3 separate regions of the Homo sapiens genome follow, and all the other regions are linked to region 3. Evidence: chromatin contacts called from ENCODE Hi-C or POLR2A ChIA-PET data. All regions are on one chromosome and are shown on one strand. Each heading gives the region's core, a stretch centred on a gene start or an enhancer-like site at or near the end of the contact. The rest is flanking DNA. Distances are from core to core; before and after follow the strand shown.

Region 1 (3,523 bases), core at 983-3,482, 4.7 Mb after region 3:
CCATGTACACTCATTATTTAGCTCCCACTTATAAGTGAGAGCATGCAGTATTTGGTTTTCTGTTGCTGCATTCATTTGTTAAGGATAATGATCTCCAGCTCCATCCATATTCCTGCGAAGGACACGATCACATTCTTTTTTATGGTTGCATAGTATTTCATCATGCATATGTATCACATTTTCTTTATCCAGGCTACCACTGATGGACATTTAGGTTGATTCATGTTTTTGCTATTGCAAATAGTGCTTCAATGAACATAGATGTGCATGTGTCTTTATGATAGAATGATTTATGTTCCTTTGGGTATATACCCAGTGATGGGATTGCTGGGTTGAATGGTAGTTCTGTTTTTAGTTCTTTGAGGAATCACCACACTTTTCCATGATGGTTGAACGAATTTATTTCATTCCACCTTTGTTTTTGAACAAGAGCTCTAATCAATCAGAGATCTTGGGACATTTCCTAGGTGAAGACATTAGTGAAATATTTTCCTGCAGTGTGGGGCCCAGTCCCCTGATGAGAAGTGGGGAAATTTAAGGCCAAACATGGACATGACATTCTATAGCACTGGTTCACATCATGAAGGAATGACTCCCTTTTTAGTCCTTTCAATTACCTAAATTTAGCTGGATGCTACCCCCTCAGTAATGCCTCCAAACAGTTGCTGACCTCCCTCACAATAAAAAGAGAACAGCAGGCAGGCTCTGAGTCTTTGGCAGGTGATGGCATCAGGCTAGAAGTTAAGCTCATTGTTTTGTTTTTGTTATGTTTATTTTTGTGTTGATCTTTTCTATTTATGGTAGTGGTATGTACCTTTGTTTTAATGTAAAAGAATAATATGGTTTAAAGAAAAATATTAAGGAAATAAGAGTAGAGGTAATAGAGTCACAGTGATATGTGAATAAATGGGGTTTAGAAAACCTCTTTTGAGATACATCCTTGTGTTAGGGTTCTCCAAAAAACGGAACCACTAGGATCCTGCTTTCCTCTCTCTTTCTCTCTCTCTCCGTGTCTCTCTTGGTGTCTCTCTCTCGGTGTCTCTCTCTCGGTGTCTCTCTCTCTCTCGGTGTCTCTCTCTCTCTGTCTCTCTCTTTCAGTGTCTCTGTCTGTCTGTGTCTCTGTCTCTCTGTCTGTCTGTCTCTCTGTCTCTGTCTCTCTGTTTCTCTGTCTCTCTGTCTCTCTCTGTTTCTCTTTCTCTCTGTCTGTCTCTCTCTGTCTCTCTCCGTCTCTCTCTGTCTCTCTCCGTCTCTCTCCCTCCCTCTCCCTCCCCCTCCCTCCCCTCCCTCCCTCTTTCAGTCTCTCTCTCTCGACCTCTCTCTCTTTCTGTCTCCATCTATATGTATGTCTTATCATCTACAAGCTGGAAAGCCAATGGTGTACAATCCCGCGTTGAGTCCGAAGGCCTGAGGACTGTAAGTGCTGAGGGCAGGTGAAGGTGGATGTCCAAGTTAAGGCAGTCAGGCAGGGAGAAGTTGACTCCTCCCTTCCTCTGCCTTTTTGTTCTGTTCAGGCCTCCAACAGATTGGATGCTGCCCACCCCCATTGAGGAGGGCAAACCAGTTTACTTAGTCCACTGATTCAAAGGCTGATCTGTTCCAGACATACCCAGAAATAATGTTTAACCAGATAGCTGAACATTTCATGATCCTGTCAAGTTGACTTATACAATTAACTATCACAGCCATTGTATCCATGACCTATATACTAAAAGTTATGGGATGGTTTTTTGTTTCCCTCCTAAGAAGCTGTGGGAGGGCATCATTGTGGATGTAAACTCGTCACTTGTCCATGGTTTCTGAGCTGGAAATTTGGTTTATTCTTTCAAACTACTTCAGATTCTTGATTTCCAAGAATCCTAGCACCTAAGCTCTCTTCAAAGCCCCAAGGTGATTGTCACAAACAAAACCCTTCTGTGGCTCATACATAATTGATACTTATAAACCTTTTGGAAAAAAAATCATCCTCTGTAATGTAATTTCCCATTCTAAAAATAGGCTTGACTTTTGGATTTCTGCTTAATAAAAATATATTTTTCGATTACACTGGAGACAGAGAAAAAAATTTCCAGTATCAGTTTGAGGCTTGTGAGAAAATGGAGAGAAGACAAGTTTCACTGCTCTTGTTGAAGGCTTTGTATTAAAATTTTGCCACAGTGGCTGAGTTCTGAGTGTGGTGGGGCTGGGGAGGAAGGAAGAGTGAACACTGTCACCAGTCATTTAAGATGTCATTTATTACTCAGATCTGACCCCAAATGCGAAGGCTGCAGCAGGGAGATGAAGCTGGCATCGCTGTACACGTTTGTGGTTAAGGAGCGCATCTCTGAAATTCTATGGTTTCTCTGAGTAATCACTGAATCATCTCTTTATTACAGTGAAACTTCACAGTGCCATTATTTGCTGTGGAGCGAAGCTAGAGAGCATCACTCTGAGGCTTCTTGGGCAGCATTGGAAAGGGCTTAGGTTCCGAAGAGGTGGTGCCCGTCCCTTTCTAAGGCTCTCTCCCCCAATAGATGGCCCAAGGAACAGTGTTACAGTGCAGGTCATCTCTCAGGAGCACTTGGTGGGCATTCCTCTTGGTGCTGTGTTTTGTGCTTCCCTTTTGGAAGAGAAGGAGGAAGGAGCCGCCGCAGTGTAGGGCAGCATGTGATTCAGAGTCAATATGGCTTCCCTTTCCTTCCACACATGCTTTCTTGTCACCAAGTCATCTGGAATGTCCATGGCCAAACATACTACCCACCCCTAGTTGGATTCAGACTTCTGCCTTTCCCATGCAGGGCAAATCACTTTCCTTCTCTGAGTCTCATTTGCTCATCTTTAAAATGACACCCACAATTCCCACCTTGCTCAGGGCAAAAAGAGCTGGCATGTATGAAGTTACATTTTGAACTGCATGGTGTGCTGTATCTTGGAAAGACTTCTGTGCCTTCCCCGATGACACACTGTGCTGTCTTTCGGTAGCCACCCACCTCTCTATGCTTTTGTGCTCATGAAGCTCAAAAGCTTCTTCATGATGATTCTATACTGAGCCTTATAACTGATTTCAAGACAGTGTGCTAATTTTCAGAGATATGGAAGAAATTTTTTTTTTCTTTTGTTTGTTTTGAGACAGGGTATTGCTCAGTTGCCTAGGCTGAAGTGCAGTGGCACTATTATGGCTCACTGCAGTCTCTTCTTCCCTGGCTCAAGTGGTCCTCCCACCTCAGCCTCCTGGGTAGCTGGAACTAAAGGCATGCACCAGCACACTGGGCTAATTTTTTCTATTTTTTGTAGAGGTGGAGTCTCACTATGGTGCCTAGGCTGGTCTCTAACTCTGGGACTCAAGCAATTCTCCCACCTCAGCCTCCCAAAGTGCTGGGATTATAGGCTTGAGCTGCTGCGCTTGGCCAGAGGAGATTATTTCTTAAGATTGTTCTGATGAAACCCTAAAAAGTGAAATCAACATTCTCAGAAACCAATAAAATAAGACAAATCTTCTGGCTTTGGCAGGGATGTGGGAAACTTACAGGAAAAATTATGGGTTTGC
Region 2 (3,990 bases), core at 1,047-3,546, 4.4 Mb after region 3:
AGTCCTGTAGACTCCCACACCCAGCCACATCTATGCCTTGGTAAGAGGAGCTGGGTCCGTCCTCAGGATGTGGGGTTTCTGCCAAGCATGGAGACGTGGGTGCTGGGAACAGCTTCTACCACCAGCCCCAGGCATGGTAGCCTTGAGAAAAATTGAAGTGAAACCTGCAGGAATTTACTGACAACAAAGCAAGTCACTCATGTGCATCAAGACTAATGAGTCAGGATATTTACTGCAGCATGAACAGTAGGGAGGGGACAAGAAATTGCCTAAATGCCTGTCGGTGGAATAGTATTCAGCCATCAACAAGAGGAAGGCACACGTGTATGTTCTGAGCTATTAATGCCTCCAAGACCTATTTTTCAGTGTCAAATCAAGGTACAGGGCAATGTTTACGGTATGCTACCATCTGTATAGAATATGTGGAGAGTAAAAAGGAAAACGATAAATACATTGCTTATATACGATATACTATCTCTAGAGGAATTCAAGAAACTAAAATATGAATTGCTTCTGGGAAGGAGAACTGGGTGGCTGGAAGACAGGAATGAGAAGTAGATTTTTCTACTACATGTCCTTTGCATCCTTTGAAATCTGAACAATGTGAATTCGTTGCCTACCCAAAAATAAATATTCAAATTTAAGACTTCAAAAAGTCAAGGTACAGTAGCTTATGCAGCCATTTCTATAAATGCAAGTGTGTGCATTGAACATTTTTGCATGGGTTGGAGGAAAGATTTAGTTTTTGCTCAATATGCCCTCTGTACTGTGCAAAGGTCCTTATCATGGGCATCTATTACCTGCTCAAAAAAGTTTAATTACAAAAAAAGGCAAGGGATGATGTAAGGTTCGGTTTTAAGAAAGCTCTAGATCAGTGTGAAATATAGAAATGTATATTATATAATCATATTACATAATTTTATAATATATAAAATAGAACTATAATGTGAGCTACACCATCTATAATTTTCTCATAGCCACATTGAGAATGTAAAAAGAAACAGGTAAAATTAATTTTTATATTTTATTTAGCCCCAAATATCATTTCAACATGTAATCAATACTAAAAAAATAGGGAGACACTTTATATTTCTAAGTCTCTGAAATCTGGCATGTGTTTCATACCCACAGCACGTCTCAATTCAGAGCAGCCCATGTCAAGTACTCAACAGTCACATGTGGCCAGCAGCTTCTGAATTGGACCGTGCAGCACTAGACATGAGGGGTCAGCTAAGGCCCCAGCTCCTGCTCAGTGTGATGATTTGACATTGCTTTATTTTGTGGACAACATATAGGACGAAGAAGAAATGTGTCTCCGGCTACGGAACCAAGAATGGTGGTGGCAAAAGGAAACGAAGCCTGTAATCCCAGCACTTTGGGAGGCCGAGGCAGGCATATCACCTGAGGTCAGGAGCTCAAGACCAGCCTGGCCAACATGGTGAAACCCCATCTCTACTAAAAATACAAAAATTAGCCAGGCATGGTGGCGCGTGCCTGTAATCTCAGCTTCTAGGGAGGCTTGAGGCAGGAGAATTGCTTGAACCCGGGAAGCGGAGGTTGCAGTGAGCCAAGACTGCACCACTGCACTCCAGCCTGGGCAACAGAGTGAGACTCTGTCTCAAAAAAAAAAAAAAAGAAGAAAAGAAATGAAGTACTTGTATGTGCTACTCCAACAAGGATTAACTTTGAAAACATCATGGTAAGTGACAGATGTCAGACACAGGACAAATATTGCGTGAATCTATTGCTATGAGACATCCACAATAGGCAAGCCTATAAAGACAGGAAGCAGAAGAGCAGCCGACGGAGGCTGGGGAAAGAGGGGATGGGGAGTGACTGCCTAATACAGATGAGGTTTCTTAGTGCGTGATGAAAATGTTCTAAAACTGACTGTGGTGATAGTGGCAGAACTGCAAATATACTAAAAACCGCTGAAGCAAGCAAACACTTTAAATGAGTCAACCGCATGGTATGTGAATTATATTTCAGTAAAGCAAGGGAAAGAAGGAGAGATGGGAGGGGAGGGAAGAGGAGAGGAGGGGAGGGGAGGAGAGAAGAGAAGAGGAGAGGGGAAGGGAGAGGAGAGGAGAGGAGGGAAGGGAAGGGAAGAATAAAATGGTGGTGCTTCTGAAAGAATTTGTTTTATGGGCATGGTAGTGCATGTAACTATTGCATTTCTCTTTTGGCATTGGCAACTAGGAAGCTCAAAGCTAAATGTGTGACTCTAATGTGCTTAGGGTCCAACAGAACATTTTATTTACTCACTCCACGTATTTTATTTTTTTCTACCCTTACTTCCTCTCTGCCCCAGTTTTCTCACTTCTGTTTTCAGAATGTGGCTAAAACGTATGTATTTTCATAAGGTGCTTTAAACCACTTCTGGAATAAAGCCAATGTACAGTTATAAACAGACCTGCAAACAATTCACGGTTACTTGGACTGTTTCATGAAGATACGAAGACCCTTGAGAAGTAACTAGGAATTGATTTATTTAATAAAATGAACTAAGAAAGTGAGGCAACTTATCCTGAAGAGGAAAAGGTAGAGTGGAGATTCTGTTACCCTTCCAGAATCCTGAAAGAGCTCAGAGTTTCCCGGGAGCCAGCCTAGAGACACTTCCAAGCACAAGTGGAGGGATTTGGATGAGATGCATTGCCAAAAAGGGGGGTGAGACCTAGCACTGGTGACAAGGAGGAGGCTGGAGCTGTGTGGCCTCTAAAACCAGGGAGGGGCTCATGTTTTGGGGATGGCTGAGTTAACTCGGTGCAGAGGCAGGGGAATGACAAGTGAGACTCCCAGAGTGCCTCTCACCCAAGCAGGCAGAGGTTCTGTGTTCTCCAGGTGAGTTAAGTCTCTCGGGGGCAAAGCTGGGAGTCCACTCACCTTGGCCAGGAACTGGCTGGCCTGAGAAGCCAGTGCCTGGGTCTGCTCTGCTGAGGACTGGTCCTCAGAGATGTCCCGGTTCTCCGGAAGCCACCCCAGGGTGGGCATGCTGGTAAGCGAGGAGGGGCTCAAGTCTCCTCGAGCTGATGGCCACCCTGGAATACACAACTGCTGAAAGCTGGGGCCAAGAACAGTCCTTCCAGGAGCTGAAGGACTGAGGCTGAACGTCAAAGCCACCACCTCCATCATCAAGTTATAGCTCAGTCACCATGTGCGATCTTCACATCAGCCCCAGGAAGTGGGCTGGGTAGAACATTGTCCCCCATTTACAAGGGAGAACAAGGTCCAGATCTGCCCCAGGCCACATGGTTGGCTGGAGCAGAGCTACGCTAGGCCTCTGGGTTCCCAGTCAACAGCGTGGGCTCTCACACAGGGAGACGTGAGTTCCAATCCAGACACTTCCCCTCCATAGCTGTATGAACTTCAGCGTGTCCTCACCTCTCCAATTGGTCCCCTTGGCTGTCATGGGTGTGACAACAGTGCACACCTCAGCGGGTTATTGTGGGGATTAAGTGAGGTCACATGTGTCAAGGCTTAGCACAGGGCCTGGCTGAGATATGGGCTCCCCAGGGACAATGCTCTATGTTTTCAACTCACCCAGGGTCACCAAGATGCCAAGTGGCAGGGCCAGGGCTGCCCCCAGGCTGCTGTGGATCAAAGCAGGACACTTTCCACATCTCTGACCCTTTTGAGTCAAAGTGCCCAGGGTGGGGCCTTGCCTCCCTCCTTCCCCTGGCCTGAGGCCAGCGCCATCCCCAGGGTGAACCAAGTCAGTCCCACAGAGCAGAATCCCAGGCAGAAGGAGCCTCCAGCTGCAGCTCTTCTCCCGGACTCACCTGAGGCCGCAGAGGCCTGGGGGTCCTCGGCCGGGCCCGGCCACCACTCTGCAGAGCGGGGCTGTGGGATGGTGAAGGACAAGACCTTGGTCCCCTGGGGCACCATTCCCGTGTGGATGCTGTGGTTGGGCTGGGGTGGGTCAGAGAACAGGTTCACCTGTGGAAGCAGGGAGGCACAGCACAGCCAAGTCAGGGTAGGGGCAAACCCACC
Region 3 (4,050 bases), core at 641-3,140:
ATAATGAAGAGGAAGCCAAGGGGTGTGCATATGACCCCACCACCAGTCTGCAGGGAATGCCACAAAGATGCTAGCCTTTGCAAATTCTGGTGCAGTGTTACGAGGAGACAAAGTTCACAAACATTACCTTGCCCCTGGGTACCACGTGACTTTTGTCTCCCTATATCTCCTGCACAATTGCAAGGATTAAACATGCTAATATGTATAACGGACTTAGCACCCTGCTCTCCAATAATGGCTTAATAATGCTCTGGTTTCTCTTCAGATCATATAAATCTTTCACCTTTTACCAATAATGGCTTAATACACCTTTTACCAATAATGGCTTAATACACATAAGCAAAAAGACTCAGTTAATATAGGCTATAAGTTGGAATCAATAATCCATGAAAGAAACCCTGGATAGGGTTTTTAGGACACAGGCACTGCTATACCCTAATAGAATGGATCAACTTTCATTCAGTTAAAAAAAAATCTACTTCTTTTTTATGCCACAAAGTGCCACCTTAAATTTATCTTAGTGATTGAATGTCATACCCAAAAGAATCAAAAGCACTGGAGCAGTTGATCTGGTAGAAACTTCAGCATGTGTTTGTTCATTCCACAAAGGTTTACTAAACCCTTGCTTTGTGACAGGCACTGTATACCAGTTGGCCTTCTCTCTACATTATGCTGTTGCAACAGGCAACCCCAGTAATGGTTTCTTTCTTGCTACTGGAGCTCTGTTCTAGGTGTCTTCATTCCTGGACCCAGGCTGCAGGATCAGCCCCTATATGGAACATGCCATTCTTATGACAGAGAGAAAGGGGTACTAGGAGAACCATATAGTGGCTCTTAAAGTCATGCTTGGATGTGGCACGTGTAGCTTATATTCCATTGGCCAAGGCAAGTCACATGGCCAAGCCTGGCACCAATGGGGTAGGGGAGTATCCTCCTCCCATAGAGCAGCACTGCAGATCTCTTGACAATGAGTGAGGATATATAATCCTCCCACAGGGAAGGCAGAAAGGATTTGGGGGCAATAATACTGTCTGCCACATGCTGTCATGAATGCTATCTAGTTTTAGTCTCTTGATAACTCTGTGAGGTAGGTATTATTATCCTCATTTTACAGAGTGGAAAATTGAGGTTTGGTGTGGCTAACCAACTTGCCCAAGATGTAGCCAGTAATAAGCACAGCTGCCTGAATCGAAGCCAGTACCAATGGTATATAGCCAGCCTTGGGCTTCTTGAGGACTCATTTTCATATAGATGTTGTCATTCAGTAAACATTGATAAAGCATCTACTATGTGCCTGGCGCTGTGCTGGGCATTGGAAACACAGTGATGTGCAAGACAGACACTCTTCCTACTCTCATGGAGTTTAGAGTCCAAAGGAAGAGAGAGGCAGACAGGACACATGTAAAGTATGACTGGTATGTGCTTCTATGAGGGAGATGCAGACTAAAGCAAGAGTCCATGGAGAGAGCATGCAACCAGACTCAGAGCATAAGAAATGGACATGTCTCTGATGACTGCACAGAATGTAAGAGCTGGAGGACTGGGTCACATGGCTGTTGTCAAGGCCCTGCCTGGCAGGGTGAGTGCCAAGGGCAGTTTCTGATTCAGAATTCTAAAGGGCACTCACAAGAGTTCAATGCCGATGGGCATATGCCCAGCCTGTTGCTAACGGGACTGGACAAACCAGTGGCTGTGTGGCAGGAACCTACCATGTGCTTCCGACTAGTGAGTCTGACCCAAAGCCCTTTTCAGGCTTCTTCTGGGAGTGTTGCCTCTGCCTTACCTACACTCAGAGCCATGCATGCTGAAAAAAAAAACCCAAAGACCCAGAGATGTCAACAACAACCTGAGAGAGAAAGAGAAACCCAGATTTGATCTGATTTTGAATCGGCAGAGTGACACATGTTGCTTAGACTGCCAACGCACGCCACTCTCACTTCCCTGAATGGTTTCCATTTTAGTGGCATTGTAATAAAAAGAAGAAGGAAAAAAATCCCCTGCAATGGTTTACAAAGTGTACCGCAATAGTAAGAAATACCATTTTCTCATCACTGCTGCTGCAGCACCAGAGTATGGGGCCCAGCACTAGGCCTGTCTTTGCAAGCAGGACTAATTACATAGTAAGTGATTGCCCCTCAAACAGAGATGGCATGTGTGCTGGGAAATAGGTCACTTCTTAATGAGGTGAAGCTCCAGCAAGAAGCAAGCACAGATGCAGACTATTCCTCTTGGGATGCAAAAGGCATCTGAAAGGTGAGCACATATGTCCCATAGGGGAGCCTCTGGCCAAATGTCACATCTCCAGGGAAATGTCTTTGAAACAGATGACTCTACTTTCAGCTTGGTTATGGACACACACAACCTTGAAAGTTTCAGAAAATATCACAAAGCCAAATATATATGTATCTGCACGTGCACACACACACACACACACACACGTTTGTGTATATTAGGATTCTTAAGAAAAGCAGAACCAATAAGATGTATGTAGACATATGGAAAAATATTATGAGGGATTGGCTCACTCAATTATGGCGGTTGAGAAGCCCCACGATCTACTATCTACAAGCTGGAGGCCCAGGAAAGCCAATGATGTAATTCCAGTCCAACCCAGAAGGCCAGAAACCAGGGGAGTCAGTGGCACAAGTCCCAATCCAGGTCCAATGGTCCAAGAACCAGGGGCACCAGAAGACGGACATCCCAGGTTAAGCGGAGAGAGAAAGTTCACCCTTCCTCCACTTTTGTGTTCTATTCTGGCCTTCAACAAATTGGATGATTGCCCACCCACACTGGTGAAGGCCATCTTTTTACTCAGTCTACCAATTCAATGCTAATCTCTTTTGGAAACACCTTCACAGACATACCAAGAAATAATGTTTTACCATCTATCTAGCCATTCCTTGGCTCAGTCAAATTGATACATAAAATTAACCATCACAGTAGGTATATGTATCTTCTTACCCTTGATTGTATTTGAAAACTACACATGGACACTACTGGGCTTTGAGTGTCGACTTGCTTTAAAAATAGTCTTGGAGCTTGGAAAGGAGCCCTTCTTGGAGAGACAAGCAAACTGACTCAGCCCGAGGGTTATGGGCAGAGAACCTGCAAAAATTGTGGTTCACAGCCACCATCATACATTCCTTGCTAACTCTGACACAAATGGTAAAATGATGAAGAGCTACACATTGCTGGGGAACCACGGGGCCTGTGCATTCAGGGTCAGCCGGTGGGGAGGAGGAAGAGCAGATTAAGCAAGTATGTCCCATGCCCCATGCCTCAATAATCAGGATAAATCATATTTTAATAATGCAGTATTTTAGAAAATCAAATTAGCAAACTATGGCCATGGGCCATCTGCCTGTGTTTATAAATAAAGATTTATTGGAAGCATTTTTTCTGAAACTATTCCAAGTTTTACTGGAACGGAGTGTAGTGTGCCTGTTTAAATTTTACACCCAAGCCAAGTCCTTACCACCTCATCTTAGTCCTGGCCCTGCCTCATATCCATTTACTCATCATTTCCTTCTCATCCAGCACTACAGAGTGCCAGGCACTAGGAGACAGAGCTAACAGTTACTGAGCACTTAATATATGCCAAGTACTATCATTAGCAGTTTACACATATTACCTCACTTAATCCCCACAACAATTTCATAGGTAAGAACAGTTATTCATGCCATTTTACAAAGGAGGAAACTGAGGCATAGAAAGGTGAAGAAGCTTTCCCAAGATCAAACAAGTAGGAAGAGGTAGAGTCAGGGTTCATATGAAGAAGTTTGAGGGCTTTGATGGAGATGGATGCCTGGAGAAAGGAAGGATTACTCAGCTCTGAGAGGTCATCACAGAGGAGGTGACTTTAAGCAGGGTGTTGAAGGGTGAGTAGAAGATTGCTAGGCAGAAATAATAAATCTAGGTTGCTGTAGTGTTTCAGAAGAGAAAATATATCTGGAGAGGTTTTCTCTGGCTTCCCTAGGCCCATGTGTTGCCCTAAAATCAGAACAGCAGCAAAATAATACAAATAACCAACATTTATTGAGTGCTTACCCT

What was found. Hi-C counts contacts between places; a loop is a spot of excess contacts on that map. ChIA-PET counts read pairs that join two places held with the same protein, here RNA polymerase II (POLR2A). Pooled maps may share reads with other maps.
Region 1: a pooled map shows a loop between it and region 3 (3-fold over the local background). The contact joins two enhancer-like sites. A Hi-C loop is called at or near these places in 2 of 37 single-sample maps with no recorded cell type and 5 of 50 pooled maps.
Region 2: a map with no recorded cell type shows a loop between it and region 3 (8-fold over the local background). The contact joins two enhancer-like sites. A Hi-C loop is called at or near these places in 1 of 37 single-sample maps with no recorded cell type and 1 of 50 pooled maps. POLR2A ChIA-PET finds 5 or more read pairs at or near these places in 1 of 52 experiments (B cell).

Annotation. Positions count from the first base shown.
Region 1 is chr9:114,688,924-114,692,446 of GRCh38, forward strand. No RefSeq gene overlaps it. Among named protein-coding and RNA genes, the nearest start is that of TEX48, 8.5 kb to the left of the region's middle. RefSeq lists an enhancer at 1,649-2,848 and a silencer at 2,322-2,371. Within about 2 kb of position 2,233, at least 5 of the 41 ENCODE cell types and tissues checked have a DNase peak (open chromatin) inside an H3K27ac peak, as active enhancers do.
Region 2 is chr9:114,364,660-114,368,649 of GRCh38, forward strand. AKNA (AT-hook transcription factor) reads right to left here. Exons shown (of 22, transcript NM_001317950.2): 5 at 3,780-3,936; 6 at 2,884-3,038. Among named protein-coding and RNA genes, the nearest start is that of AKNA, 21 kb to the right of the region's middle. RefSeq lists enhancers at 2,196-2,255, 2,276-2,365, 2,473-3,421, 2,893-3,192. Within about 2 kb of position 2,297, at least 12 of the 41 ENCODE cell types and tissues checked have a DNase peak (open chromatin) inside an H3K27ac peak, as active enhancers do; they include B cell, where a contact is called at or near this core.
Region 3 is chr9:109,972,646-109,976,695 of GRCh38, forward strand. All of the region lies in intron 6 of PALM2AKAP2 (PALM2 and AKAP2 fusion), which reads left to right. Among named protein-coding and RNA genes, the nearest start is that of PALM2AKAP2, 190 kb to the left of the region's middle. RefSeq lists enhancers at 1,738-2,117, 3,288-3,457 and a cis regulatory region at 3,373. Within about 2 kb of position 1,891, at least 9 of the 41 ENCODE cell types and tissues checked have a DNase peak (open chromatin) inside an H3K27ac peak, as active enhancers do; they include B cell, where a contact is called at or near this core.